Linked DNA regions of Homo sapiens: regions 1, 2, 3, 5, 6 and 7 are each linked to region 4. The links are chromatin loops, found by intact Hi-C in ENCODE. Cell type or tissue: heart right ventricle. All regions are shown on one strand. Region 1 holds the start of PABIR1 (PP2A Aalpha (PPP2R1A) and B55A (PPP2R2A) interacting phosphatase regulator 1). Region 2 overlaps TMEM252-DT (TMEM252 divergent transcript). Region 3 overlaps TMEM252-DT (TMEM252 divergent transcript). Region 4 overlaps PIP5K1B (phosphatidylinositol-4-phosphate 5-kinase type 1 beta). Region 5 overlaps PIP5K1B (phosphatidylinositol-4-phosphate 5-kinase type 1 beta). Region 6 overlaps PIP5K1B (phosphatidylinositol-4-phosphate 5-kinase type 1 beta). Region 7 overlaps PIP5K1B (phosphatidylinositol-4-phosphate 5-kinase type 1 beta).

Region 1 (4,000 bases), 220 kb before region 4:
TATTTAATGTTCTTTTCTACTTACCTAATATTAATTTTTTTGTAGACATTTCCTCCTCTCTCCTGTTTTTATTGAATAATTTGTAGCATTCTTTCAGCCACTTACAGTTGAACTTCAGTCATTTGTGTCTCCTGTTCATCCTCTGCACAGCATGCTATTAGGTTCTGTTGTTGCCTTGTCTCCCAAATCCATCTCCTTCTGCCTTTCCCAACTTTGGTTTTAGACCTTTGTTTCGTCTCAGAATTAGCCATCCTTCTCTAATTCATGCGAAATTCTCTCTTTAATCCATGTGAAATTCAGAAAAAACAATACAGGTTTTTGAAATGAGTCCTTGATTCAAATTGGTTCAGATCTTTGTTCTTCCGTGTACTGGCTGTAGTGCCTTTTGCAATTTTTGAACCTCAATCGTTCCTTCGTAAAATGAGTATAACAATATCTATGCAGTGAGGATTAAGTGGGATTATGGAGTGTTTAAAGTGCCTAGCAGGGAGTAGGCACTTAGAAAATGTTGGTTCTTTCCACCTTGTGTTCTTCTGCTTCAGATCTCTTAATTTCTACAACTCTAAATGTGCTATTTTCCTCTCTCAGTAAATAATACTACCATCTCACCAGTTTAAATAAAAAAAGCTATGAGTCCCCTTCGAATAATCTATTTCTTTCACAATCTAAATTTAATCCATCTGCAAATCCTATTTGTTCTAACTCAACACATATCCTCAGTCTCTCTGCTTCTCCCCATTGACACTGCTACAACCCTAGTCCAAGAATCTTATCTGTACTGTTGCCATAGGTCCTGAATTCATCCTTCTGCCTCCACTCTGGTCTTCTTTCAGCCTGTTTTCCACAGAGCCTAAGTGATATTTAAAACATAAACCAGATAATATCAGTCCCCTGCTTAAAACCCTCCAGTGGCGTTTCATCATATTCAGAATGAGATCCAACTCTTACCCTCTCCTAACACTCCCGCTCTTATGCTTCAGCGGCACTGCCCTTTTTTCTTTTTCTGCTAACTCATCAAACTCATGGCTGCCTCCGGCCTTAGCACTTGCTATTCTCTCTGCTTGGAATACTCATTCCCCAGATGTCCACGTGACTTACTGCTTCTTGTCATTTAGATCTCAACTCTAATTGTCCCCTGACTTCTATCAGTAGTGCTCCATCACACCATCTTACTTTTCCTAAGGCTTACCACTATCTGAAAATAGCCTGCGTTTCTCTATTTTCCCCTCAGTAAGAATTAAAAGTTCATACTAGGGCCCATTTCCTAGCAGTGTTTGGCACATAGTAAGTATGCTGAAAAAAAAAAACCTTGACTGACTGAATAAATGAACAAATAAACTCACTTTTAATGAGATATCAAGGTTTTATATTAATTACATGAGCCAAGAATTGTGGTTTCATTTTTAAAATGTGAGGACCTACTGGTTTAATCCTTCATACTTCACACATATGCTTGTGCTGGAACTATGACTGTAAATCAATAGCAATACCATCCTCTGTTTTGGCTTCTTCCCCTAACCTAAATAGTTCTCAGATTTACTTTTCTCTCCATCTCCACTGCCACACTGTCACCTTAGTGCAAATGACCATCCTCTCTGGCCTTTTTTCTGTAAGGTTTTAATCTCCCAATATGTATTCTCCAGACTGCAGGCCAGTGAGCTTTTCAGTTGCTGTTACACCCATGCTTGAAAACCCTTTAAGTTTTCATTGTTCTCAAGATAAAGACCAGAATGTGGTCTGGTCCACCACCTCACGTCAGGCCAGCCCTCACTCTCCACTCCAGGCCACACTTTCTCCTCCCCTCCTGGTTCCCGCCTGCCAACTGGCTGGGTAGCCGTTGCTTCCCGCTTCCTGCAAAGTTCTACATCGCACCCATTTCGCCCACTTCTTCAGATTTCAGGAGATTGTTCCTTCCTCGAGGAAGCCCTCCCTGATTAGGCCAAGCGCCACTCCACGTCATACAGCCCCACATCACCATGGGCCTCTCTTTCAGGGCTTTGTTTTATGAGTATGCAATCCAGAATATGACAATCTTATTGACATGCGTCAACGCGAGCTTGCGCTCAATAGCTATTTGCCGAAGGAATATACGGACTAGCGGCCCGACCACTCCTCGCCCCTCCCCTACCACTGCCGCGCACATATTACGCATTAAGCAGGCGCCGCGAGTACGGACATCGCGAGCGCCTGCGCGAAGGGCTACGCATGCGCAGAGGGGCCAGCCCGCTGACAGATTCTCGGTGGCGGCGGCAGCGGCGGCGGCCCTGGACTGCGGGGAATGGGAATCCTAGGTCCCTGACTGAGCACCTCCCCCGCCTCCCTGCCCCCGACATGGCTCAGGAGAAGATGGAGCTAGACCTGGAGCTGCCTCCGGGTACGGGCGGGAGCCCGGCGGAGGGCGGTGGCAGCGGCGGCGGCGGGGGCCTCAGGAGGTCTAACAGCGCCCCCCTGATCCACGGCCTCAGTGACACTTCGCCGGTGTTCCAGGCCGAGGCGCCGAGCGCCAGGCGGAACAGCACAACGTTCCCGAGCCGCCACGGCCTGCTGCTGCCGGCCTCCCCTGTCCGCATGCACAGCAGCCGCTTGCACCAGATCAAACAAGAAGAGGGCATGGACTTGATCAACCGAGAGACGGTCCACGAACGGGAGGTGCAGACCGCAATGCAGATAAGCCACTCCTGGGAGGAAAGTTTCAGCCTGAGTGACAACGACGTGGAGAAATCCGCCTCCCCCAAGCGCATCGATTTCATTCCTGTGTCACCAGCACCGTCACCCACTCGGGGAATTGGGAAGCAGTGTTTTTCGCCATCCTTGCAAAGTTTTGTAAGTAGCAACGGATTGCCTCCAAGCCCTATTCCCAGCCCAACGACCCGATTTACCACCCGGAGAAGCCAGAGCCCCATCAATTGCATTAGACCAAGTGTTCTTGGACCATTGAAAAGAAAATGTGAAATGGAAACTGAATATCAGCCAAAGAGATTTTTCCAGGGCATCACCAACATGCTTTCTTCTGACGTTGCACAGCTGTCAGATCCTGGTGTGTGTGTATCTTCGGATACCCTTGATGGAAACAGCAGCAGTGCCGGATCTTCTTGTAACTCACCAGCGAAAGTCAGCACTACCACCGACTCTCCTGTGTCACCTGCCCAAGCGGCTTCTCCATTTATTCCACTAGATGAACTTTCGTCTAAGTGATTCACTCATCCTGAGACTTTCTTTTTGCAGTGGAGAGAGAGAATAATCTAGTTGGGGCAAACACTGAACTTTGTCAATTAATTTGAGGCTATTTCCTATTTGACCCCTTTTCTTTTTTGAAATTCCCTGAAATGATGTTATTCTAGAGAACTTCTATGTCAGGTTCCTTTGGATACCCTTGAATTCAGTGTAGTAATATTTTCAGACGTTTCCCCAATAAGTGTGTTGAAGCATACATCTTTACGCTGCTAATATGTCTAAATACATATGTTATCCCTTGATTTTTTTAAATAACTGAGAGCTCTATTTATTTATGGGATTATTAAGTTCTGATGAAAATATAAATGTTGACTTAATCAGCATAGTAAACTGATGTTTAAAATTCCATACTTCATGCCCACACTAATTTTTAATGTTATTTTCAGTGGTTGCCGATTTCCATTTGATGAAGAACTATACAGCTTAAAAAAATACGTTAGTTATATCTATCTAGTGGTTGTCTGTTTTACCCAGGAATTCTTGGATATTTAGTTTTCTGGGTACTGAAGTGGATGGGAGGGGGAATGATTAAAGAACAAATTATAAAAGTTTGAACAAATCTTTTCAAATTAAGTATATAAAAGTAAACTTTTAAGAAAAACATTTTTAATGAGATTTTAATAGTAATTCTAGTCAGTCATACAACTATAACTACTATAGAGAAAATAAAATTTTTTCCTTTTTTTTTTTAACCGGAAAGTGCATTTGCTTGGGTGTAATCCTAAAGTGAAATGGGACAGTGCCTTGCAGTCTTTGCCCACTATAC
Region 2 (4,000 bases), 420 kb before region 4:
TATACAGCATGGTGACTATAATTAATAACAATGCATTGCATACTTGAAAATGGCTAAGAGAATAGATTTTAAATATTCTCACCACAAAAAAATAGCTATGTGGGGGTGATGAATATGTTAAACCACTTATTTAATTATACCACAATATATACATACATTAAGACATCATGTTGTATACTGTAAAGGTATGCAATTTTTATTTGCCAAAAGTAAATAAATAGCTTATTAGGAAAAAAAACATGACCATTCTATCTAACTCCCACTGCCCTGTCCTGGATCACCCGCCGCGATCTCCAGGTGCCGCATTACCACTTCTCACCTTGACATTTGCACCCTTGGTTACAGACATACACAACCTTGACTCTGGTTGAGATTCTCCTCCACTTATGCTGTCCTGGGCAATATCCGCTTAGCATTCTGTTTATCCACACCTGCAGAACTTTTTTTCTGAAACCTCAGTCCTATGTAGCACACGGCCCTCCCCACCACCAGGGGACAGCGCTTCCAGCCCAGGGAGCAGAAACCAGGCCAAGGAGGCAAAGATGAAATCAGGCAGGGGACGGTGGCTCACGCCTGTAATCCCAGCACTTTGGGAGGCCTAGGCGGGCGGATCACATGAGGCCAGGAGTTTGAGACCAACCTGGCCAACATAGGAAACCTTGTCTCTACTAAAAATACAAAAATTAGCTGGGCGTGGTGGTGCACGCCTGTAATCCCAGCTACCCCGGAGGCACAGGCAGGAGAATCGTTTGAGCCCAGGAGGCGGAGGTGGTAGTGAGCCAAGATCGCACCACCGCACTCCAGCCTGGGCAACAAGAGTGAGACTCCGTCTCAAAAAAAAAGAAAAGAAAGGAAAGAAAGGAAAGAAAGAAAGAAGGAAAGAAAGAAAGAAAGAAAGAAAGAAAGAAAGAAAGAAAGAAAGAAAGAAAGAAAGAAAGAAAGAAGGAAGGAAGAAGGAAGAAAGAAAGAAAGAAAGAAAGAAAGAAAGAAAGAAAGAAAGAAAGAAAGAAAGAAAGAAAGAAAGAAAGAAACCAGGGCTGCCTCCAAAGCTCCCCGCTCACAGGATCAGCTGCCCGTCCTAGAGAAATTTCTTTTTAACACTTTCATTCTTTTAACTCTTTCCCACTCACTGGATAAGGATTACATAGGCACTAAAAGGCATGCGTGTATTTAGAAAAGACATTTCGTATTTTGCAAAGGGGAGAGCATTTCCAGTATTGACGGGGGTCTGTTTATTCTGTTGATAAATTAGAATTATAGCAAGCTTTGTTACCTCACTTCTGATCCCACAGCAGGTTAGAAGGAAGGAAGAGGTCAGGAGTGGTGTTAGAGACTGGCAGCAAGACAATGAGGGAAAAGGTGAAAATGGAAACAGAAATGAAAACCCAGAAAGCATTGCAGGCTGCAGGGAGTTCGCATGCAGGCTTCATAGTGGAAAAAAAAGTAGAACTGTGATCAGATCTCAGCAGCTTCTGAGCATTTACAGCTGTTTTTCATGGGGCCGGAGCCAATTTTTTAAAAGGAAAAATCTGAATCTCTGAGAAAATGGTTAATGTCGGTCATTGTACTCCAAGCAGGCAGCAAAGAATGCAATGCATTTTTAAAAGACATACAGCCCTAAAAGAATGAATGAGAATTGACTCGATTCTGCTTTTAGGGAATCTTTGAGGGAGAGGAGGTAATTCGTCTTTAGCATCTTTCACGCAGGCCCCGCTGGTCTTTGCCGGTCTACAAAGACCTCCTCCTGCCCTCCACAAGAGGGCGCCAGAATTCCTAGGACAGGACCCGGTCTGTGGTCAAGAGACCCGATGAAACTCGACATGACCACTAGAGGGGGGCAGTGAGGTCCTTAAACTGCATTCTGAGATTCCAATTTGTATTTGTTTATGTCATTTTAAAGATGCTTTCATCTAAGAGACATGCTTTGTCCTGTGTGCATGATGCCAGTGAAAAATGTGCTCTTCAAACCATGGGAGCACACTTCAGTTCAGCATTTCCATCGCATCAGGGCTGGTCTGACGTAAGCAGGTGACTTTGGCGGGAGGTGGGGGGATTGGGGGGCAGGGAGGGGGTGCCAGGTACTCTTTACCCAGCAGAAAAGGCATTTTGTTCTGCTCAGTCTATCCACAACAGTTTGCAGGAAACATTAAACCTATTAAAGTGTGCCTTGTTTCAAGAATGCATGTAGGTCACGAACAACTGCTAAAGATCGATCCTTGCCACTTCTTTTTGAGGGAATTGGAGTTAATACAGAATATCCAAAGATAACAGGAGGAATCAAGTCGGGGTTGATGTGCCCCCACCCCCCACCCCCAAGCAAATGAATCATCTCTCTTCCGAAGGAACCGTTCCATCCAATAGCACCACCTAAAGACCCTTTTGGAAGACTGCGGTATGCTCCACTGGAGTGCTCTGAAAATAGCCCTGTAGTGATTAACGTAAGGACAAGAATGATTCTGCTGGGATTTGTTTTTCAAGCACCCTGTTTTTGTGGCCAAGAACACATTCCTTGAATGGATACACTTCAGGTTGTTATATAGACAGTAGTGGGGGATTGGAGAAGGTTTAAGATGTACTTCAACATGGAATAATAAGCGATCATTTTTCAGGGGTCCCCAACCCTCGGGCTGCAGACCGGTATGGGTCCGTGGCCTTTTAGGAACAGAGCTACACACAGGAGATGAGTGGTGGGCGAGCGAGCGAAGCTTCATCTGTATTTACAGCCGCTCCCCATTGCTGGCATTGCCACCTGAGCTCCACCTCCTGTTATATCAGTAGTGATGTTAGATTCTCATAGAAGTGCAAACCCCATTGTGAACTGCGCATGCAAGGGATCTCGGTTGCGTGCTCTTTATGAGAATCTAACTAATGCCTGATGATCTGTCACTGTCTCCCGTCACCCACCCCCCCACCCCCGCCCCACCGCCGATGACACGGTCTAGTTGCAGGAAAACAAGCTCAGGGCTCCCACGAATTCTAAATTATGGTGAGTCGTATAATTATTTCATTATATTTTACAATGTAATAATAAGAGAAACAAAGTGTGCAATAAATGTAATGCACTTGAATCATTCCAAAACCATCCCCCACATCATCCCTGGAGAAATTGTCTTCTATGAAACCAGTCCCTGGTGCCAAAAATGTTGGGGACCACTCCTTTAAATGATGCTGAGGAGTACATTGACATAGATGGACAGTCGCAATATGTTGCTAAGTTTAAAAAAATAGGTTCTAAAACAGCATGACCCCATTTGTGTAATATATGTGTGTATACATACATTTTTAAAAGTCTGACAGATATATCCTAAAATGATTATTCCTGGATGGTACAATTATAAGTAATATTAAATATTTCTCATTTTTCCCTCCATTTGGTTTATCTGTATTTTCACATTTTATCTACCCAACCATGTATTACATGTGTAATTTTTTTTTAAGTTTGCCAACACATGCACTTTATATCTTTTTTTGGTATTAAAAAAGACCCAGTCTTGGAACTTTTTTACACTATTATCATACACTAAAAGAATTTTTACCATTCCACGTTAATAAGATAAACACAAATTCCTTCAATATATTATTCTCCCATTTTATATATGTATATACAGACTTATTAAATAAGCATTTATTAGCACTTTAAAGAGTTATTTTTAAGGAAGAGATAGAGTGATTCATCTTTTTGATTGCTCGCTTTCATCTAAGCCAAAATGATACATCTATAGAAACATTATGGGTGAGAATCAGAGTACACTCCTTTTGTTACTACATATATATAGTGTATATATAGTAACAAAACATATACTATATGTATGTATGTATACTATACTATGTACTATACATATACTGTATATTTACATATGTTTCTTAACCTTACTTTTACTAATAAAATTTCTTAAAGGGAAACCTTTGAAAGAATCATACTTGACTTCAATCATAACCTAAAGATGTTCTTTCAGGAAATTCTGGGATGATGTATGGGTTGTCGTGAAAATGATTCTGA
Region 3 (4,000 bases), 400 kb before region 4:
GCAGTTTGAGTCTTTTTTAGAAACAGCGATCACCTCTGCAAACAACCAGCAACCCCACTGGTGCAGTGGGCATTTATAATGTTGAGTAACATAGTTTAGCCAAAAATACATACAATAAAGAAGAACTGGCCTCATACCAACATATTTCATGATGATTCAGAGATTATTAAGTGGTGCCAATTTCAAAAGCCTATCTGAGCACACAATTTCATTGCAGGGTTGTCCAATCTTTTGGCTTCGCTGGGCCACATCGGAAGAAGAAGAATTGTCTTGAGCCACCTGTAAAATACACAAACACTAATGATAGCTGATGAGCTAAAAAAAAAAAAAAAAAAAAAAAAATCGCAAAAAAATCTCATGTTTTAAGAAAGTTTACAAATTTGTATTGGGCCATATTCAAGCCATCCTGGGTCACATGTGGCCTGTGGGCTGTGGATTGGACAAGCTTGCTCTAGAGCCATAGACAAGGTTTGTTGGTGGTGTAGGACGACAAGAAAAGGTGACCTGGGCCCCATCACACGCAGGGCCAAGAGGAGCAGCTCCACTCTGCAGGCCCCACCCCCGCCACTCATGCAAATGAAGCTGTCCTCAGGCCTAGCAACTTGCCCTCTGCCCTCTTCAGCCTCAATACTATGCTGGCCTCTGTGCTGTCCTGGCCAATGGAGATGGGGACAAGGGGCTCCCCAGGGCAGCTGGAAGTCAGCTCCTGCTAGATCACTACTCCCTCCCACCCAGCTGATGGGGAGAATCTCTGGTGGAGCCATCCATTTTCTGGCTCTGTCTTACAGCCCAACCAGTGACATTGCCATCTTCTCCCATTTTCCAAGCTCCTCCCAGCCCCCTCCCCAGGCGTCCCCTCTGTCAGGTAGTGAGGGTCTCCTTGGGAGGCAAGCAACCAGTAAGGACAGTCAGGGCCACTTCTGGGTTGGAGGGAGGCAGACCCTGATCCAGAGGGAGTCCTGCTCATGGGTCCTCCAATGCTGCATGTGATTCCCCACTCTTTCCACAGTGCTCATGCTGTGACCCCCACCTGGAACCCCCCTACCTTAATTTCATCCCAACTCCTACCCATCCTCCAAGGCTGGCTGAGGTCTCACCTACCCTAGGGGCTTCTTGACCATTTCCCAGCCGCAGAGCATCTGTCTCCTCGTACTCTCGGCTCTGGCTTTCATTTATTTAGTCTAGAGCTAAAGCACATGGGCTATAGTCAGGCTGCCGGGACCCAGGCTGTGTGACCCTGGACAACTTACCCACAGTGTCCTCAGTTTTCGTATTTGTAAAATGGGAATACTCATTGTGCCTACCTTGTAGGGTTATTGTGAAAATTAAATGAACTGGGCCATAGGTCCAGCTACATACTAAGAACTTCATACATCTTATCTTTTCTCTGGATAGCCTGTATTTTTCAGGTCAGTTTATTGTTATTTAACTTTACATAGTTTACATATTGTCTTCTTAATGAGATTAGAGGTCCTCTGAGTGCTATAAGTAAGCTGTTGATGGTGCCTCTTTGTAGTCTTCACAGCACCTAGCCAGTAACCTACACACAGTAGGTGCTTAATACTTATTGTTTAAATTCAATATAGTGCTAGCAGTGTCATGTGGTCTGCAAAATAGATCATACCAAAATGTAAGTCATGGATCAGTATAACTCCCAAAGGCTTCTAGTTTCAGGTAGACTTTGCTGCAACACAAACCAGCCTAAAACATGGTGGTCTAAAAACAGCAATGACGATTTATTATTTCTCATGATTCTGTGGGTTGACTCGGGAGTTCTGTTCATTTGCAACATTTAGCTGGAGGGTCAGTGGGGCTGGAGGGCCCAAGATGACCTCACTCATGTCTAGCCCTTGGTTCTGGCTGGTGGCTGGGCTCCATGGTTCTTCTTCATGTGACTGCTCATGCTCCAATAGACTAGACTAGGCTTCTTAATAGCATGGTGGTGACTCAGGATTTTAAAAGTGTTACAATCAAAGGTATATTAGCATCCATGTCTAGGTTCTGGAACTTGCTGTGTCACTTTTGTCATACTCTATTGATTAAAGCAAGTCACAAAGCTGGCCCCAGTTCAAAGAGGTAGTGAAATAGATATCACCATTTGAAGGTAACACACCCTTGGTAAGAAGTTTGGTTAGCTTGTGAGATGACAATCTTCATAAACTTTCTATGTCATGCTTTACAGTTGAACAGTTGAACAAAGTTGCTCACAAGCATTTGCTATTTGAGCCTCATAACAACTCAAAATTCCTCTGAGGCAGGAAGGAGAGGTATACTATCTTTAAAATGTAGAGTAGAAGGCTAAATTTACACATGTTCCTCAGACTCATACAGTCAATTAATAGAATTGCACTCATGCAGCAATTTCCTTTTTTTGCTTTGAAATATTTCAGTCCTACAACAAGTATAGAAAAATAATACTCACACATGTATCTTCCACCTCGCTTAAGAAATAGGATGTTAGCAATTCACTGAAGCTTCCTGAACATCAGTCACCAATCACATAGCCTCCATTTCACTAACTGCTTTCTCTAGGATAATAGCCATCTTGGATTTGGTGTCTATCATGTCCATGCATAAAGTTACGCATTTTCCACATGTTTTGTTGTTGTTGAGTTGTTTTTTGTTTGTTTGTTTGTTTTTGTTTGTTTTTTGTTTGTTTTAAGACAGAGTCTTGCTCTATCACCCAGGCTGGAGTACAGTGGCAAAATATCGGCTTACTGCAGCCTCCACCTCCCAGGTTCAAGTGATTTTTGTGCCTCAGCCTCCTGAATAGCAGGGATTACAGATTTGCACCACCATGCTCGGCTAATTTTTGTATTTTTAGTAGAGACAAAGTTTCAGCTTGTTGGCTAGGCTGGTCTCGATCTCCTAACCTCAAGTGATCTGCCTGCCTTGGCATCCCAAAGTGCTAGGATTACAGGCATGAGCCACCGTGCCTGGCCTTCTTTCCACATATGTTTTTATCCGTCAGTTACAACTACCATATTTCATTGTTTCTAAGGCACATTTGTTTTTTCACATTTTCATCTCTCTGAAGTCAGGATGCTCTCATCATTGGTGACATCTTCCAAAAGCAGTCAGCCAGGTGGCCGCTGTATCACAGCCATCATGGCCGTACATTCTCTGGCATCACAGGGACAAGAAACAAACTTGCAGAATTGGTGTCAACATGTGGGAAAAGATTCTGGAGACAATGGCAGGGTACTCTTCTTACCCTGAGGAACCAAATGGCTATGAGGAGGGGGTAGGGGAAGAAGGGGTGGCAAATCAGAAATGTTTTAGCAAGATTCCAGAGCAGGAACAAAAAGTAGGTTAGCTGCACCTAACTGCAAAAATAGCTTGAGAGTACAATGCCAATGACTTTGTTCTTTTATAGATTCTTTTCAAAAATGCTGTATCACCAATACTCAATTTGCATGGAAGTTTTATTGTGCCAAAAAACACAGACACCAGGAAAGAATTCTAAGAAGTCAGATGTTAAATGTGGAAAAATTTATAGAATACCTTAATTGATTATGTTACTTATATTTTCCTCTTTTATGCATGTATAAGAGTAATATATGGTTTAAAAAAACTGTCAAATCAGTGTGGAATTGTAAGGGACAAGAAAACATTTTGTCAGAGTTTAATTCTCAGCATTTTTTCTGTCTTAATGGTGCACAAACTAATAGTCTATCTCATAAACTTTATTTTTATTTATTTATTTTTTTGGAGACAGAGTTTCACTCTTGTCACCCAGGCTGGAGTGCAACGGTGCCATCTTGGCTCACTGCAACCTCCACTTCCCTTGTTCAAGCGATCCTCCTGCCTCATCTTCCCAAGTAGCTGGGATTACAGGCACATGTCACTGCACCCAGCTATTTTTTGTATTTTTAGTAGAGACGGGGTTTTCCCGTGTAGGCCAGGCTGGTCTTGAAATCCTGACCTCAGGTGAGCCGCCTACGTTGGCCTCCCAAAGTGCTGGAATTACAGGTGTGAGCCAGCCCGCCCAGCTATCTTA
Region 4 (4,000 bases):
GTGGTGCAATCTTGGCTCACTGCAACCTCCACCTTCCAGATTCTAGTGACTCTCCTGCCTCAGCCTCCCAAGTAGCTGGGACTACAGACTCACACCACCATGCCTAGCTGAATAGAGATGAGGTTTCCCCATGTTGGCCAGGCTGGCCTCGAATTCGACCTCAAGCGATCCGCCCACCTCGGCCTCCCAAATTGGGATTACAGGCATGAGCCACTGCACCCGGCTGATTTCCACTTTCTTAAAAGCTAGTTCTGCTCCAGTTTGCCTGGGTCTTTTATTATTATACATCCAGGCGCGGGTTGCCCCTCATTTTTCATTCTTTTCCTCCTAAGACTGGCCTCTCTTCCCTTCCCTTATCCCTCTAGACTCTTCCTATTGCTTCTCTTTGTGGTTTCTATTTTTGTCTTCCTTGTCAGAGAAAGCCAGTGTTTGCCATTTTCTGGAAACTTTCCAACTCTTGGGAATAGTGTTTGAGGAAGAACAGCCTGTAATGGTGTGAACTTGGGGTCTGCGAGGCCCTGAGCCTGCAGAAAACAAACAGCAGACTTAGAAAGAACCAGATTAGAACAAACAAGAACTTTTAGGAAAACAAGTTTAGATCACACCCATGGACCTAGTAAACAGGACTGTTCTCATTCGTGCCATTTCCCCTTCTGGGCTCTGAGGGGGAATGGGAAAATGCTTAAGGACTATTCGGTTTATAAAAAATAAAGCCCCCCAAGTGTGATGAATGGCACGAGTAGGAGTAGGCAGCTGAGGGCCTGGCTTCCCGTGGTCTGCTTCTGCCTCTGCTGGTTTCCAAGGCCTGCTATCACAAATGACCACAGACAGAAATGGATTGTCTCACAGTTCTAGAGGCCGGATGTCTGAAATCAAGGTGTCAGTAGTGCCACACTTCCTCTGAAGGCTCCAGGGGAGGATCCTTCCCTCCCTCTTTTAGCCTCTGGTGGCTCCACATGTCCCTTGGTCCTTTGATCTGCGTCACTGCTGCCATGTTCATATGGCCTTCTTCCCTGTGATGTTCTGTGCCTCTGTGTGGCCTCTCTTCTTATAAGGATGTCACTCATTTGATTTAGGGTTCACCCTAATCCAGTATGACCTCATCTTAACTAATTACATCTGCAAAGACCCTATTTCCAAATAAGGTTACGGTCTGAGGCTCCAAGTGGATAAGAATATTGGGGGGACACAATTCAGCCCACCCCTCTACCTTACCGAGGGACCTGTGAATTAACTGCTCCTTACCACACATAGCCTCGTTTTCTTGTTCACTTCCCTTCTCCCTGGTTGTCACTGTGACGTTAGATAGATGTTTCCAAATTAGTTTGTATTCCTCACAAAGAGGTATCAGGTAAATGACTATATGAACAGAGTCAGTCACCTGTTGGGGACATAATTTGTGTTCGAAGTAAAATCCCTGGGGGTGGACTGAGGCATTGGTATTTTTTAAACCTCTACACACACCAGAGCTGAGATCCCCTGAGCTTATTAACAGGGTCCTTCAGCTCTGAGCATCCTGGAATTCTTGTATGCTAATGTAAGGGGGAACCGTGTGACTCCCCTGGCAAGATAGCTGTCCCATTACACGTGCCTCTAATGTAGAAGCAAAGCCTAGGAAGCTCCTACACCCTCAAGTTTATGATCTGGGCTTGCCAATGAGTTCCTGCTTTCAGCAAGCCCTCTACTGCCACCTACTGATAATCAAGGCGGGGAAGGAGTGATGGAGCCCCTAGAGTTGAAACGTAATGAAGAGCAAGTGTGTGTCTCAATGGAGTTCCCACTCCATGTACTTGATTGTAGCCTTTCAGTGTTGTACGTGCAAGGTCAGCAGGCGGCGGGGGTATGTCCTTCAGAGGTCAAAGGCAGCTTACTCTGACAGGCCCAGCTCCACCACCTTTCAAGTTGGACTGGAGGCTACAATTACAATGTGGCGCAAAAATGAAGGTGTTACCTTCCCTCAGGTCCAAGTGTGCCCCCCTCATCCATCAAGGCCAGTTCTGCTTGAGCCTTTTTGAAAGGCTCCCTTGGCAGATTGGGATTCAACACAGAAAATGCTTCTTTCTACTGTTTAGGCAGCAATTTTAACAAAGTATCAACAAATCTGGGGTGGAGAAAGCCATTCTTCACCTTCGGTCTTCCACAGGTCCTCGCCTACAGCCATGGAACTCCCAGGTGATTGTGGCTTTTGAAGTAACTTTAGTAGAGAACAGAATTAAATATAATAAGATAAAAATATGTGGGGTTTTTTTAAAGACTTCCTAAATCCCAGTGGTTGCTATTTTATTAGTTTTCTAGGGCTGCTGTAACAAAGTACCCCAGATTTGGTGTCTTGAACAGAAATTTCTTTTCTTGTCATTCTGGAGGCCAGAAGTTCAAGATCAAGGTGTTGGCAGGGTGGATTCCTTCTGAGGGCTGTGAGGCAAGGATCTGTTCTAGCCTTTCGCTGGTTTGTAGGTGGCCTTCATCTCCCTATGTCTTCACATCACATCTTCCCCCTGTACGTGTCTGTATCCAAAATTCCCCTTTGCATAAGGACATCAGCCATATTGAATTAGGGCCCAACCTGTGGCCTCGTTTTAATCTGATTACCTCTATAAAGACCCTGCCTCCAAATAAGGTCACATTCTGTGGTGACAACAGTTAGGACTTTTAACATAGAAATTTTAGGGGAACACAGTTTAGCCCGTAACAGCTACTTGGGTGTTTTTGTAAAGGAAAATGCCGCCGAGGAAAGTGCTGAGATGGAAAAGGCTTGATGGGAGCACAACTTTTTTTTTTTTTTTCTTTTTTTGATGGAATCTTCCTCTGTCACCCAGGCTGGAGTGCAGTGGCGCAATCCTGGCTCACTGCAACCTCCACCTCCCAGGTTAAAGTGATTCTCGTGCCTCAGTCTGCTGAGTAGCTGGGAATTATAGGCGCACGCCACCACACCCGGCTAATTTTTATTTTTATTTTTTTTTTGTAATGACAGGGTTTCAGCATGTGGGCCAGGCTGGTCTCGAACTCCTGACCTCAGGTGATCCACCTGCCTCGGCCTCCCCAAGTGCCAGGATTACAGGTGTGAGCCACCACACCCAGCCTGGGTGTGCAGCTTCTAATTTCCACCCTCTGGGTCTTGGCAGAGGGCCTCTGGTGCATTCCTTCCTGTGGGTGAGAGAGAAGCCAGTGGCGTTGTCCTCAGGCAGTGCTCCTTTTCAAATGAAACCAGTACCATATTCCTCCCCCCACATTTTTCAAATGTGGCTGAAGCAGGGGTCAGAGTGGATTGTGTTGCAGCAACAGATCTATGTGATGTGTTAGATGATAAGGTGTATCAGTCCATTTTCACACTGCTATAAACAACTACCCAAGACTGGGTAATTAATAAAGGAAAGCGGTTTAATTAACTCATAGTTCCACATGACTGGGGAGGCCTCAGGAAACTTACAATCATGGCAGAAGGTGAAGGGGAAGCCAGGCACATCTTACTTAGTGGCAGGAGAGAGACAGAAGTGGCAATCACCAGACATTTTCAAACAACCAGATCTCATGAGAACTCTGACATGACAACAGCAAGGGGGAAGTCTGCCCCCATGAATCAATCGCCTCCCACCAGACCACTCCCCCAACACATGGGGATTACAATTTGACATGAGATTTGGGTAGGGACACAGAGCCAAACCATATCATGAGGTAACCACCCAGATTTACAATTAGCAGGAGTCACTCAAGTGCTGAAAAGTCCACTGCAGAACTGTCCACCAGTATAAATCACTGATGCTCTCAGGCTTCTCTTGGGTCCTTAGGAAACAAATTAATCAGTCAGGGAGCTGTGTTAAAATGTTACCACATTAACAGTTTTGAAATGAGAGGCCAAATCTTAAATCCATCCCAGGAGACGGCACAGACGAGTGTCAGCTGCGTCTTGGGTCTGCTCTCACCTTATGGCTCATCTACCTGCTGCTTAGTGTGGGATGCTTTAATGAGGCATCTGGAGGCCGGCAGGAGGCCTGGCACTCCA
Region 5 (4,000 bases), 160 kb before region 4:
TGTCAATAGTGCCAAAGTTGAGAAATCCTGGCCTACAGGAATTTATGACTTATCTGATACTGGGCTTTGAAGGCTATATAGACAGTTGATTAATTTAGAAACAGCTTGGCTTGTGGAATAAACATACCTGGTATAGTCTGTGAACTGAAGTGAGCCAAGGTGGTCCCAGTATTGCTTCCACACTTGCTGTCTCAGATCTCTGTTCTCAGTGACCAGAGTTAAAAACCAGCTTCCCTCTGCCCTTCACGTCTGTGGGTCCTATGGTTGAGGATTTTTATGTATTGTTTTTCTTTGGGGTCCTGATAAAGCTTAGATAACCAAACATAGAATTTTTAAAGGTGATTGTGAATACAAAGAACTAAGGAGTGCCTTACCCTGATCCATTCTTTACACAAGCAGCCCCAGTCAGGGAACCCTATGCCAGGGGAGGAATTGGGCCTCAGCATGGACAAGTCTTGGCAAAGACCGCTATGGCAGCAGTGTCTGAAAAAGGAAAAGAGTCCAAGGAGGGAGGAAATGACTAGGAGGCTGCTAGAGCCTTCCCTCAGCGCCATGTTCTACTCACAGACCAATGTAGTAAAAATGATTTGTATTTCCTTGTTCCTTTTTAAATTTTTGAAAAAAAATTTCCATATTTGGGGGTTTTCCCCATTGCCAGGTGGTTACATTCCAAAGAAATTATATCATGGGATACAGACACAAGTATTTCCAATCATGCTTATTGTGTAGGGCTGATGGCAAGGTGATTCCCCTCCATGGCCACACATCATAACCAGGCAAGCCCGTTAAGTATCAGCAACTGGAAGTCCAGCATCAGGACCACCCATCCCTCTGTCAGGCAGCCCCGGTTGGTGGTGGTAAATGGAGGAGACTGAGGCCTCTTTCACTCACTTAAATTCGGAGAGTGAGCCACTCTACTCCTGTTGGGAAAACCTATTTCCTTACCCAACGAGACTGTAGAAAATTCCCCTCAGCCATATACCATGCCAGGTTTCTTTTACAAGCCAACCTGTTTCCAAGCAACCCTTCTTGTAACCTTCTGGAGCCAAGTATCTGATATTCGTACTGGGAGAAAGATGAACGGATTCTGCACAGACACGGGCCCTGCCAACATGGGCCTGGGAAGAGGGGAAGCTGGATGTGTGGCTCAGGAGACAGGCAGAGGTTGTTAGAGGAAGCACAGAATACTGGAGGTGAAGATAAAGTCAGTAGTTGGCCAGGCCTTTTGTGCAACGGACTCAAGAAACATGTAAGAGAACAAAACATTTTTAGACTGATAACTGATTACTTGTGTACATCTTGAAAGTTGGCTGCTGCAGGGCCTAAACAAGAGAGAGGCCTTACAGTAGGGGTTATGTGTCCATAGGCTCATGGAAGCTTGGCATTGAGATGATCTTCATTCATTCAATATCATCTACTCAGTCATTCAGCCAACACTGAGTTAAGCTCTGAGCAAGGCATTGTAGTTAGATGGCAGATAGGTTAGCGTTGTTGGAAAGAGTGTGGGGTCAGAGGTCTGGGCTGCAGAAACCCACCACAGTTTCCTCTAATCATGCCTGGGAAGGGGGAACCAAGGGGGAAGGAAGCAGCCCTCTATTGAGCAATCAACTATGCATCGGGCACTTCCACTTGTGTTGTAGCAGCAGGAGCCAATAATCGTGCATTTGGGACTGGGCCACTAGAAGACTGGCTTGTTGGGATCAAGTCAAGGGGTTCTTGGAAACCTGCTGAGAACAGGCCCATCACCTGACAGCCCAGAAAGATGTCCGAGTCTGGTGGCCAGATCCAATGGGGGAGATCCAGTGGGGGAGATCCAATGGGGGAGATCTAATGGGGGAGAGCCAAAGGTGTTTGTTGGTAGCTCTGACACCAACTTTTATGACCTGGGCAACAACCAAAACAATTTAATAACGCTCTCTCAGAGTTCAAGAGAAAAGGACTAAACAGAAATAAGCAGCAGCCCAGCCTCTACCCAGCTGGTACTCCTGGAAATTGCACATGGGTGAAGCAAGGCTGCTTCCTCCTGCTCCACTTGTGAGAAAAATGACTGCCTGTTCTCCTTTCTCAGTATCGGTCTCTAAGAGTTGTAATCCAAAGAAGGCAAAATACAATTACTTTCTGTTGCATTTTTAGAGCAGCAACTGTAAGTGGGAGGGAAAAAAAAACAGACATCTAGAAAATGGTGGAATGAAATATGTTAAATCATACAAAACAAGTGGCTTCCAGTGACCACCTATACTGAAAAATAAATGAAATCAGAAAGTCGTATATCGTGTAGAATTTTAGAGGAGGAAGAAATTTTGGCAATTCTCTAAGCCAGCTGCCTTCATTTTCTAGAGGAGGAAAGTGAGCCCCCGTGCTATAATGAAGCTGTCTCAGAGTCTCACAGCCCCCTGGTGGCAGAAGGAGCCTGAAACTGATTGTGCTGCGTGTTGGTGATCCCAAATGTCTGTCCATGTTTGTAAATTAATATGGTGGGGCTTATGAAATCAGGACCACAGTCATTGTCTGTGAATACTTCTCTTTTTCTACCTTTGGTCAAAAAGTTGGTTGGTAGAAGAAGAGCTAGAAGCCTAGAGCCAGAGCCGTGGAGCCGTGGGGGTTCTCTTTCATCCTATCTGCAGCTTGGGTAGCCAGCTGGGTTTTGGAGGAGAGTGCATCTCTTCCGAAGACCTTAGTTGCTTTCCTTGCGGAAGGGCTGATCCTGGCCTCCGGGAACAGGAGAAACATAGTAATTTTAAAGGTTATGAGGAAAGGAGGATAGGGATCCCGAAGGCCAGGGAGGAAAAGCCAGTGAGTTTGGAGCGTGGGAGCTGCAGGCAGGTGGGAGAAGCTGAAGGCCTAACGTGGCTGTTTTATTTGTTTAAATGTACAGGGCTCAGAAATAGAGGATTTTGGAAACTGTATTCCACTGTTCTAAAAGAGAAAGTGTGTAGGGGGGAAAATAGCATCTTGACTACAATGTAATCCTAGATCTTGAAACGTGAGGTTACATGGACAAAAAATGCTTAATCCCAACTTGAAAGTATGCATAATATTCAAAATTATCCCCCACCTTCAGTGCTTTACCCAGGTTATGGAGATTCTTGAAAAACATGTAAATGAACTTTGTGTATGTTAGTCTATGTACACATTTAGGAAGAGTTCCATTTAATAGTCTTTTTGTAAAACATGATCTAGGATTTATCTTTCATATGTACAATCCATCTGAATTTAAGTTTCCTCATCTGTGGGGGTAATATACGGGTTATGGTGAGAAATAAATGTTGCAAATAACTTAATCTTACACAAAATAAGCACTTAACACAATAAAATATATGTGTATTAAAATATCTCAATGGAAGTCATTGCATTAGAGTCTTCAAATACTCAAAACCAGTCTTTTTCTACCCAGGAAACACCTACATTCTAAATTTTAAAGCCCCTTTAGGTAAATACTGATATTAATGTTTCAGATTGTTTTGTTTAAAATTCTCTTGGCATTGTTCTTCTGTGGTTTTCCAGAAATATGGCCAGAACTACAAAGCACATGGTACTGTAAACAATTGCTATGCCAGTCATTTAAAATAACTCAATTATTAAAGGAGGGATGTCTTCACCCCCACTCTTTCAGAAAAGACAGCTTGGCCTCTAAATTCTTATGAATTTAGAGAGAAGCCATTTTCCTCATCCCTTCTTGATGTCATTCCTTAGTCCTTACATCTGCTGGATCTATTCTATAAGGAGTGTTTAGGGCTGGCATATGGAAAAATGATTTGAGATTGGTAAACAGCAAGTCACAGCAAGTGATGCCTCTCACTGTCAGTCTATAAAATCACTGCATCGTCAATTTGAAAGTGTTTTTGTTCTATGTATGATTCCATCTCATTTAGCAACAGTTACCCTGCCCCTTTCTTCCTTCTAAACCTTGGATCCCTGAGCTTTGCTTTTCTATTTCGTAAATGTTATTTATTCCTCTAACATAGATAATGACATCTGTGATATAATACATGTATGTATA
Region 6 (4,000 bases), 200 kb before region 4:
TTATAGGTATATTTTGAAGATAGAACCAACAGATTTTGCTGGTAGATTTAAGGTGGGCATAAGAGAGAAGTTAAGCATAACTGAAAGGTTTGAGGCCTAAACAACGGGAAGGATTGGAGTTGCCATCAGCTGAAATATGGAAATCTATGGGTGGAGTAGGATATTTTTTGGTGGGGGGAGGGGCTATGGCTGTGGAGGTGAGTGGCATTAGCTGCTGAGTTTTGCATACGTTAAGCAATCTTTATTAGACATTCAAGTGGAGGCATCAAGTAAGCAGTTAGATACCTGAGTCAAGTTCAGGAAAGAGGGCTGGACTGAAATACACAATTGTGAGTCATCTGCCTGTGGATAGTGAAGTCAGGAGAGTAGATGGGATCACTAAGGGGAAAGTGTCATTAAAGAAAAGACTAAGAACTGAACCTTGAAGCATTCTATAACATTGAAAGATCAGGAAAAGGAAACCAAGCTAGAGCAATCAGAGAGGTAGGAAAACCAAGAGAGCACGGCGCTTTAGAAACCATGTGAAGAAGACATGAGAGAAGATGGAGTGATGGTGTGTCAGTTGCAGCTGATCTGACAAGTGAGATGAAGTCTAATCACTGAGTGCTGCATTTAGTGACATAGAGGTTACAAGTCACCTGTGTGAGAGTCATTGCGGTGGAGTGGTGCAGTTGGAGCCTGACTTGAGTGGAGTTAAGATAGAATACAGTGAGCACAATTGGAGACAGCCAGATAGCTGAAGAAGGATGTGGGTTCTTCTAGATTCTTGAGGTGAAAAAGGAACTGAAGCGAAAGGTCATCTTCCTCCCCTTTTATTGGTAAATTGGTATTAAGTGTTTCACAAGAAATACTCCTTTACACGTATGTGATTATAGCTTGGGGGAACAATCAAGGATAAATGACAGTTTCTTTTCTTTCTTTCTTTCTTTCTTTCTTTCTTTTCTTTCTTTGGCATTATTGTGAGAGGGAACAATTTTATAAGTAAATGTTTTTACTCCAAACATGAGTAAACTGTTCAAGCTAAGGGCTTTACTGACTTACTTCCTTCATGGGTTTGTCTGGTTCATCTTATTCCCTTGTCATCTATTTCTCCTGATGACTTTTTTCCACTTATAAATTGAAATATAGTTCCACACCCATGACACAATTATTTCTGTAACTTTGGCCCAGTTTCCTAACCCAGAGACATTTTTCTCTTCAGTGAGTGCTGTAAATTAAAAAAAAAAAAAAAAATAGTTCATTGTCTTCTTAGATTTTATTCAGGAGCAGATTTTTCCCTATTCCTTTGCAAAATTGTTGCTGAATAGTGGGAGAGGAGAGGACCAGTAATGATAGGAAACAAACAATATTTTCCTCACTTTGAATTGCTAAGATTTCCTTCTAATCATAGAATATTGTCAGGTTCCTTCTTGTGGGTTGGGAAGTCTGTCTGGATCCTTTACAAAAGAGGACTGAGGGACATCCAAGCCATATTTGTAACCAGCAGGGAAAAATGCCTTCTCCTGGAACTGCTTATCTCTCCTGATAATGCATTTCTGTCTTTCAAGACGTCAGTTAAGTGCCGTGCACTCCATGGAATGTCCTCTGATCCTTCCGGCTCTAGGTAGTATTGGTTTTCCTCTGAATCAGTGTACTACCTTCTGCCTGTACTCCTTACTTTGTGTGTGTGTGAGAGAGAGAGAGAGAGCGTGTGTGTGTGTGTGTTTTAATGGTTAAAACATCTGTGTCTCTACAGGCTGGTAGAACTACATTCCACACCTAACCTTGTGACTTCCAAGCTTTCTGATTTTAGGCAAATTGCTTAATCTTTGTGTGTCTTAGTCTTTTCATCTGTTAAATGGGAGTGGTTCTTATCACAAAAAGTAGTAAGGATTAGAAAGGAATTCTCTATAAAATTGTAAAGTTATTTATTCAGAAAACTGGTAACTTGAATAAATGGAAACCCGAAGAATATATGTAATATATGGAATAATCCCCTATCTTTAGGGCAAATTTCCTGAAGGAAAGGGACAATAGTTTATCTGTCTTTCCTAATACCAGTTGACTGAGAAAGAACTTAGTGAATGTTTATTAATGGTGATAGATAACGCTTGGAAAATATGTGGAATGGTTGCTCACAGAAATCTGTGATATGTGTCTTAAAATATTTGCACATTAGCAAATGTTTTAGACTTTAGGAAATCTTCCAGACTAAAACTCTTTCTAGGGAAATGGTGTTGCAATTTTGATGGTATATAGGAAGTCAGTGAGCTTTCCTTTTAGTTTTCCTAACATTCATGAAAATTTCTGGGTTTCTCCTATTTCATTCATATTTTCATAGAGAATTCAGAAATCTGCTTTAATTTTAACACAGTCAATCAACCTTGTTCTATAATTAGGATGAGAAGTTAAATGACATTTACTTTTGAGCAAACTTTCATAAGATATGTATTTTAATCATGTGAAAAAAAGATTAGAATAACAAAATATACTGAAACAGGCAAATTACACCTTCTAATGAGAGAAGCGATGCAGGTTCATTTTAGAAATTGTAGAAAGTTCTGATAAGCAAAAGTAGTACACTTCACTGAGATGCCATTGTTTGCACTTCATGTATATTGTTCCAGGCTTTTTCTATGTCTAAATATGTATATGTGATTTCATACGGTGATAGCATCCTGCTGTATATTCAGCTCCATAAACAGCTTTTATTCCCCATGTAATATACAGTGAATGTTTTAAATATGCTTCTGCATTTTTTTGATAGTTGCATTTTTTTGATAGTTGCATGTTATTTTTTTCTGTGGATGTACCACAGTTAATCCACTGTTACTCTTTAGTTTGTTTTCAATTTTTTCCTCAATTACAATGTTCTGATGTACATCTGAACAAACTTTTAAAATTTAAAGACCACAAACATTTCTTAGACTTGCCAATATAAAATACCTAATTCAACTTTGTTCATTCTTAAAACATTCCTTTCTGAACCGGTTTTGTTATTTATTTGATGGTCATGTTTGGAGCTCCTGTGTGTGACTGAAAAAAGAAGAAAAGTGTAGTTTTCTGAACATAATCTGCATTTCAGATTTTTTCATGAATCTAAGACAGCATTTTCCTCATTTGATCCAAACTAGAGAGTTTTGATAATGTCATCAGGAAATGATGCTCCGAGGTTGTCTTCTCCTCAACCAGAGCAACCCGTAATTCATGGCTAGTGAGGTTGCCAGGAAGTCAGTGATCCTTACCATTGTGTCATTTGAATGAAAGAAAGGCTGGAGCATAGGAAGTGGGGAGATGAGAAAGAAGCCAGAGTTAGATATCTATCCCACAGATTTAAGGTCACCACCGTTTCCGTCTTTCATAGCTATGGCAACTTGAGATCCCATGTTTTCTAGGTTAGTTATCAAATATTCCCTCCAGTAGCCCAGTGAAACATCTTAGAAATTCTAGTATTTGGACATCAAAACTAGCATATTTCTATTTTATGCACCTAAAAATGACACCAAAACCCTTTATGACATCATGGTTGTCAGTTTTAGGGTTATAAAATATGGTGACCATATATAGATCTTAGGAAAAGGAGTAAAAGAGATGAGTTAATTATTCATTTTTTCAATAAATGTGGTGAATGAATACTTACTATGTACCTGGCACTGTCCTAGGGCCTGGGCTTACAAAGACGAGTGGACAAGTCCTTAAGTTGCTCTTGGCGTGGTACACACATATATGTTTAATGTCTACGATGCTTTGTTGTTATTTGTTGCTGTGTAAAAGACATATGTCCAAGATGCTACAGGAACCCAGAGGAAGGAAATGCAAAGGTTTTTACAGAGGAAGCAACTCTTTAGCAGGTTAATAAGTGGATAGGCATTCCCCAGGGAGACAAGGGGTACATGATGAGTGTCATTCAATATGTGCAAAGAACAGAGTATATTCTAGGATTCTCCAGCAAACAAGAATTGCAATGTTGATTTAAAACATTTGGAGTAAGTATTGGGTTGAATTTTTTGTTGGTGATGGT
Region 7 (4,000 bases), 150 kb before region 4:
TTACTGATGGTAACCCAGGGCACAGAGCAGGGTGAAGGAGGGTTGAGGGACAGGCCTGGGGTAGATATCCTGCACTGTCACTTCCTGGCAAAGGTAGGAAGAAGTGGATATTCTCTCACTTCTCCTATCAGCCAGCTGGACTGGGGGGATTTTACGATCCTAGGGGCTACTAGAGCTACAGGGATGCAGGAGCCAGGCTCTCTGAATCACCTGACAAAGGCAAGTGGATTATCATTCAGAGACACTCACTGTGGACTAGGTCCTATCAAAAAATAAACTTCTCTTGAATCAAGACATTGAATTTTAGGGGTGTGTTTTTTTTTATAGGACTTGGTATTTGAGGATTGATTTATTACAGCATTTAGCATTAACAGGAACTCAATTGTAGAAAGTTTTGAAGGCCAAGCAAAGAATTTGGATTCATTTCTACAGATGGTTAAAAATTAGTGGAGGCTTCTATGCTGGGAGGTGGTTTTAAAAGGAAAAACAGAAAGAGAGCCTTGGAATGATGAGTCTGGCAGTCACATGGCAGGTGGAATGGAACACAGTGAGCAATCCATTGATGCAGCTGGCCCAAACCCCATGTGATCAGCGGGACCTGTGAATCAGTCCCACACAATACAAGCTGAAGGGATGGAAGCATAATCATATTCCAAGTTCAGGTGCCAGCCTGCCATGTAGAACTTGGGGAAGGAGGTGGTCTAAGACCAGTTGAATGATCACCCCACTCTATGAAAGGGCCTGGCTGGCCCACTGTGAGATATGGAAGAGGAAATTTGGAAAGAGTTGTTGATATGTCATGAGTAACCCACATAAGGGAGAGGCTTGGGAGAGGGTCTGCCCACCATCTCAAGCCTAGAGAAGGGGGCTTCTGTGAGACCACTGAAGAGTGTGCTGTGTGCTCCCTGGAGCCTGGAGGATGCAATAGACTATAGTATTTTTCTGAAAAATCAGAAAGTTTTCAGAAGAGAAGTTTTGGTCAGCTGCTCTGATGACGGCAAAACCAAAAAAGGCTCCTTGGGGAGGGTGGGTGTTCCAGGCAAATGATATGTGACCATTGGAGGACACTGAGCTCTAGAGAGAGCTAATGTGGGGTCACCCCAGTCCTGTCTATGTGAAGACCTGGAAAAACAACAGGAAACTACCAGGCAGAGGAATGCAATAGCCATTTGCGGGGGAGAACTGCAGACCCCATGAGAGCACCTCACAAGAAAAAAAGATACATACCTGGACAGCCTTTTCAGTTCCTGGTACATTTTACAACTGTACTCTTCAAAAAACACCTTTCCTACCTCTTTTCTCCTCCCTCTAGCAACCAGTCAGAAAAGAGAAGAGAGGCTCCCAAGCCCCTCCCACTGCTGGAGGCCGGCTTGTGCCAGGCAAGCTGGGGGAAGAGAGAGATGGCTACCAAAAGCATATATAAGTTTTTATTATTATTATTATTATTATTATTAAGCTGGACTGTACATACCAGATGTCTAGATGAGACCATTTTTACAGATCTATGACTGGGAATAAACAGAAAACTTTTTTTTTTTTTTTTTTTTTGAGACAGGGTTTCATTCTGTCATCCAAGCTGAAATGCAGTGGCACAATCACAGCTCGCTACAACCTTTACCTCCTAGGCTCAAGCAATCCTCCTGCCTCAGCCTCCTGAGTAACTGGGACTACAGGTGCCGCCACCATGCCTGACCAATTTTTTGATTTTTTGTAGAGAAAAGGTCTTACTATGCGGCCCAGGCTGATCTCATACTCCTAGGCCCAGGTGATCCTCCTGCCCTGGCCTCTCAAAATGCTGGAATTACAGGTGCAAGCCACCATACCTGGACAGGACCTTTTATTCCAGAAGCCACCAGAAGGGTCATAGACCTGCCGTATATTTCATGCTGGGGCAGAAGAAAAATCTAACCCCAGAATACATTTAGAGGAACAGTGGGAGACAAAAATAAACTTGTTATGATTACATTTTATAAAAGCACAATCATTACATAGGTTTGTTGCATTAAGGCCTTGACCTAAAAGAAAAAGCTAAAAAGATGAGCAACTCCTAAACATGCCTTTGTCATGCCTCAAAATGTATTTTAAAACATAGTAGCAATACCTTCATTGGAGGACATTTCCATCCCAATATATAAAACATAAAATTTAGAAAACTTGGGAAGTACAAAACTTGAAAGCAAAAATCACCTAATATCCCGCTATCCAGAAATAATTGTACATTTTGGTATATTTCCTTCCTGTCTTATTTTCCTCCGTGGATATGTACACGTGTACTTGGTTTTTCTTGTTTAAATTTTATGATCTGTATTGTGTCCTGCTTTTTAAACTTAACATAGTATCTTATTTTTCTAAGTTAAGGATCACTTCTAAAATATGATTTAAGTGATGGCATAATTTGACGAGTCCATCAAATAATTTTGTCAAATATGCTAGATCCAGATTTAGGTTTATATATGAATTAACAATATGAATGAGAAAAATATAGAGAATTTGACTCATAGCTTTAGATATTCCATCAAGTTGTAGTATTTATATTATCAGATGAAAGAGCTACTTGTGGAGACGGTTGTCACCCCTTTCTTCAAACTCTCTTTTCTTGGTTTCAGTGAAGCCATATTTCCCTGATTTTCTTCTACTGTGTTAGTCACTCCTACGTCTCCTCCAAAGCTTTTCCTCCTTCCATCTATTTTCTAAATGTTGTTGTGGTTTAGGACTCTCCTTGGATACTCCCCTCTCTCTCTTGGTTTTCTCATTCAACCCCTTGGTTTTCAATATCATTTATATGCTAACAACTCTCAAAATGAAATATTCTCTCTAACCTCTATCCCAAGCTCCAGACTTGTATGTTAGCATCTCCAGTTGGATGTCTCATTAGCATCTCAAATGGAACTCTGAATCTCTGCTCCAAAATAGGTACCATCTTCAGTTTCCTCAGCTTGGTAAAGTGACTTCAGTCCTCTCAACTGCTGAAGGAAAATGCCAGGAGGCATTGCTGGTACTTTTCTGTCCCTTATTTCTAGTTTGCAGCAAATTCTGTCTCCCTCCCTCCAATATATCTCAAATCCACCTCCTCTGCCCATCCTCTCGTTCATCACCCTTCTCTAAGCCATCAGTATCTCTATATGAACCACTACAACTGCCCCCAATCACTTTCCTGCCTATAATCCCTCCAATGAAACTGGTTGTAGGACTATGGAAATGATACAGTTTGTGGGTAGGCAAACCTCCTCCTCTCTGAGAGGAAGTGGGACAACCTCTTGCTTCTGAGTTCTTCAAATCATTTCTCAAGTTCTTTCCTGTATTAATTTTCTATTGCTTCTATAACAAATTACTACAAGCTCAGTGGCTTAAATCAATGCAAACTTATTATCTTATAGTTCTGGAGGTCAAAAGTTCTAAAATCAAGGTGTTGACAAGGCTGCGTTCCTTCAGAGGCTCTAGCAGGGAATCAATTCCTGCTACGCTAAGTAGCAGCCAGAGTGAACCTTTTCAAATAAGAATGCTGTTCCCTCATTGAAACACATCAAACCATTAGGATGGCCTATAAGACCCAGATCTCAGTCTGTCCAGTCTTTCCAGCCTCCAGTTCTGGCACTTTCCCTGTTACCCGACTAATGAACTCATATGATTTGCTTTCAGGTCCCCGAACCTTACTGCTTCTCTATCCCTGGAAATCAACTCCCCTAATTTCCTAATGTGCTTTGTCTTTCCTCACCACACATAGTAATCCAAAATGTCAATTCCTTAAGGGCAAGACTCTGTTCAGGTCACCTTTATGTCCCCAGTTTGTACAAAGGACACAGCCAGTCTTTGTTGACACGACTTGTTGACTGGCCCATTCTCACTTTTCAGGTCTCAGCCTACAGATCATTCCTCAGAGAGACCTCTGAGACTCCATCATTCTTGAGTGGGTCTCCGCCCTTCTGACCTCAATTATTTCACGCTGTTCTTTCTGTCACTGACTTCATTTGTCTTTATGCATGTGTATCTTTGTCTGTTT

The links. Peaks named below come from ENCODE experiments on the same cell type or tissue, not always from the same donor. Only the 100,000 strongest peaks of a DNase experiment are listed, where the experiment ranks them.
Region 1: it touches region 4 in a loop (2.4-fold over the local background); 25 of 110 quality-filtered maps call a loop at or near these places.
Region 2: it touches region 4 in a loop (7-fold over the local background); 88 of 110 quality-filtered maps call a loop at or near these places.
Region 3: it touches region 4 in a loop (5-fold over the local background); 86 of 110 quality-filtered maps call a loop at or near these places.
Region 5: it touches region 4 in a loop (2.6-fold over the local background); 14 of 110 quality-filtered maps call a loop at or near these places.
Region 6: it touches region 4 in a loop (3-fold over the local background); 22 of 110 quality-filtered maps call a loop at or near these places.
Region 7: a loop joins it to region 4, with 2.3 times the contacts of the local background. A loop is called at or near these places in 14 of 110 quality-filtered maps.

The regions. Positions count from the first base shown.
Region 1 is chr9:68,777,834-68,781,833 of GRCh38, forward strand. All of the region lies in intron 2 of PIP5K1B (phosphatidylinositol-4-phosphate 5-kinase type 1 beta), which reads left to right. It overlaps PABIR1 (PP2A Aalpha (PPP2R1A) and B55A (PPP2R2A) interacting phosphatase regulator 1), which reads left to right and starts at 2,232. Exons shown (of 1, transcript NM_138333.5): 1 at 2,232-4,000. The coding sequence starts at 2,332. The coding sequence ends at 3,195. RefSeq lists silencers at 1,721-2,135, 2,253-2,492 and an enhancer at 2,140-2,968. In heart right ventricle, a CTCF peak has its summit at 2,454; DNase peaks (open chromatin) are centred at 2,158 and 3,057; H3K4me3 peaks cover 2,711 bases; H3K27ac peaks cover 4,000 bases.
Region 2 is chr9:68,582,838-68,586,837 of GRCh38, forward strand. All of the region lies in intron 2 of TMEM252-DT (TMEM252 divergent transcript), which reads left to right. Among named protein-coding and RNA genes, the nearest start is that of LINC01506, 38 kb to the left of the region's middle. RefSeq lists an enhancer at 1,817-1,906. In heart right ventricle, CTCF peaks have their summits at 521 (motif pointing right), 1,787 (motif pointing right) and 1,987; a DNase peak (open chromatin) is centred at 1,794.
Region 3 is chr9:68,595,499-68,599,498 of GRCh38, forward strand. The region is part of intron 2 of TMEM252-DT (TMEM252 divergent transcript); the gene reads left to right. Among named protein-coding and RNA genes, the nearest start is that of LINC01506, 51 kb to the left of the region's middle. RefSeq lists enhancers at 76-576, 577-1,077. In heart right ventricle, no CTCF peak of the experiment used is centred here; no DNase peak of the experiment used is centred here.
Region 4 is chr9:68,998,127-69,002,126 of GRCh38, forward strand. The region is part of intron 15 of PIP5K1B (phosphatidylinositol-4-phosphate 5-kinase type 1 beta); the gene reads left to right. Among named protein-coding and RNA genes, the nearest start is that of PRKACG, 14 kb to the right of the region's middle. RefSeq lists an enhancer at 938-1,067. In heart right ventricle, a CTCF peak has its summit at 1,684 (motif pointing left); DNase peaks (open chromatin) are centred at 872 and 1,695; H3K27ac peaks cover 1,584 bases.
Region 5 is chr9:68,842,793-68,846,792 of GRCh38, forward strand. The region is part of intron 4 of PIP5K1B (phosphatidylinositol-4-phosphate 5-kinase type 1 beta); the gene reads left to right. Among named protein-coding and RNA genes, the nearest start is that of PABIR1, 65 kb to the left of the region's middle. In heart right ventricle, a CTCF peak has its summit at 2,406 (motif pointing left); a DNase peak (open chromatin) is centred at 2,399; H3K27ac peaks cover 968 bases.
Region 6 is chr9:68,793,481-68,797,480 of GRCh38, forward strand. The region is part of intron 2 of PIP5K1B (phosphatidylinositol-4-phosphate 5-kinase type 1 beta); the gene reads left to right. Among named protein-coding and RNA genes, the nearest start is that of PABIR1, 15 kb to the left of the region's middle. In heart right ventricle, no CTCF peak of the experiment used is centred here; no DNase peak of the experiment used is centred here.
Region 7 is chr9:68,852,601-68,856,600 of GRCh38, forward strand. All of the region lies in intron 4 of PIP5K1B (phosphatidylinositol-4-phosphate 5-kinase type 1 beta), which reads left to right. Among named protein-coding and RNA genes, the nearest start is that of PABIR1, 75 kb to the left of the region's middle. In heart right ventricle, no CTCF peak of the experiment used is centred here; no DNase peak of the experiment used is centred here.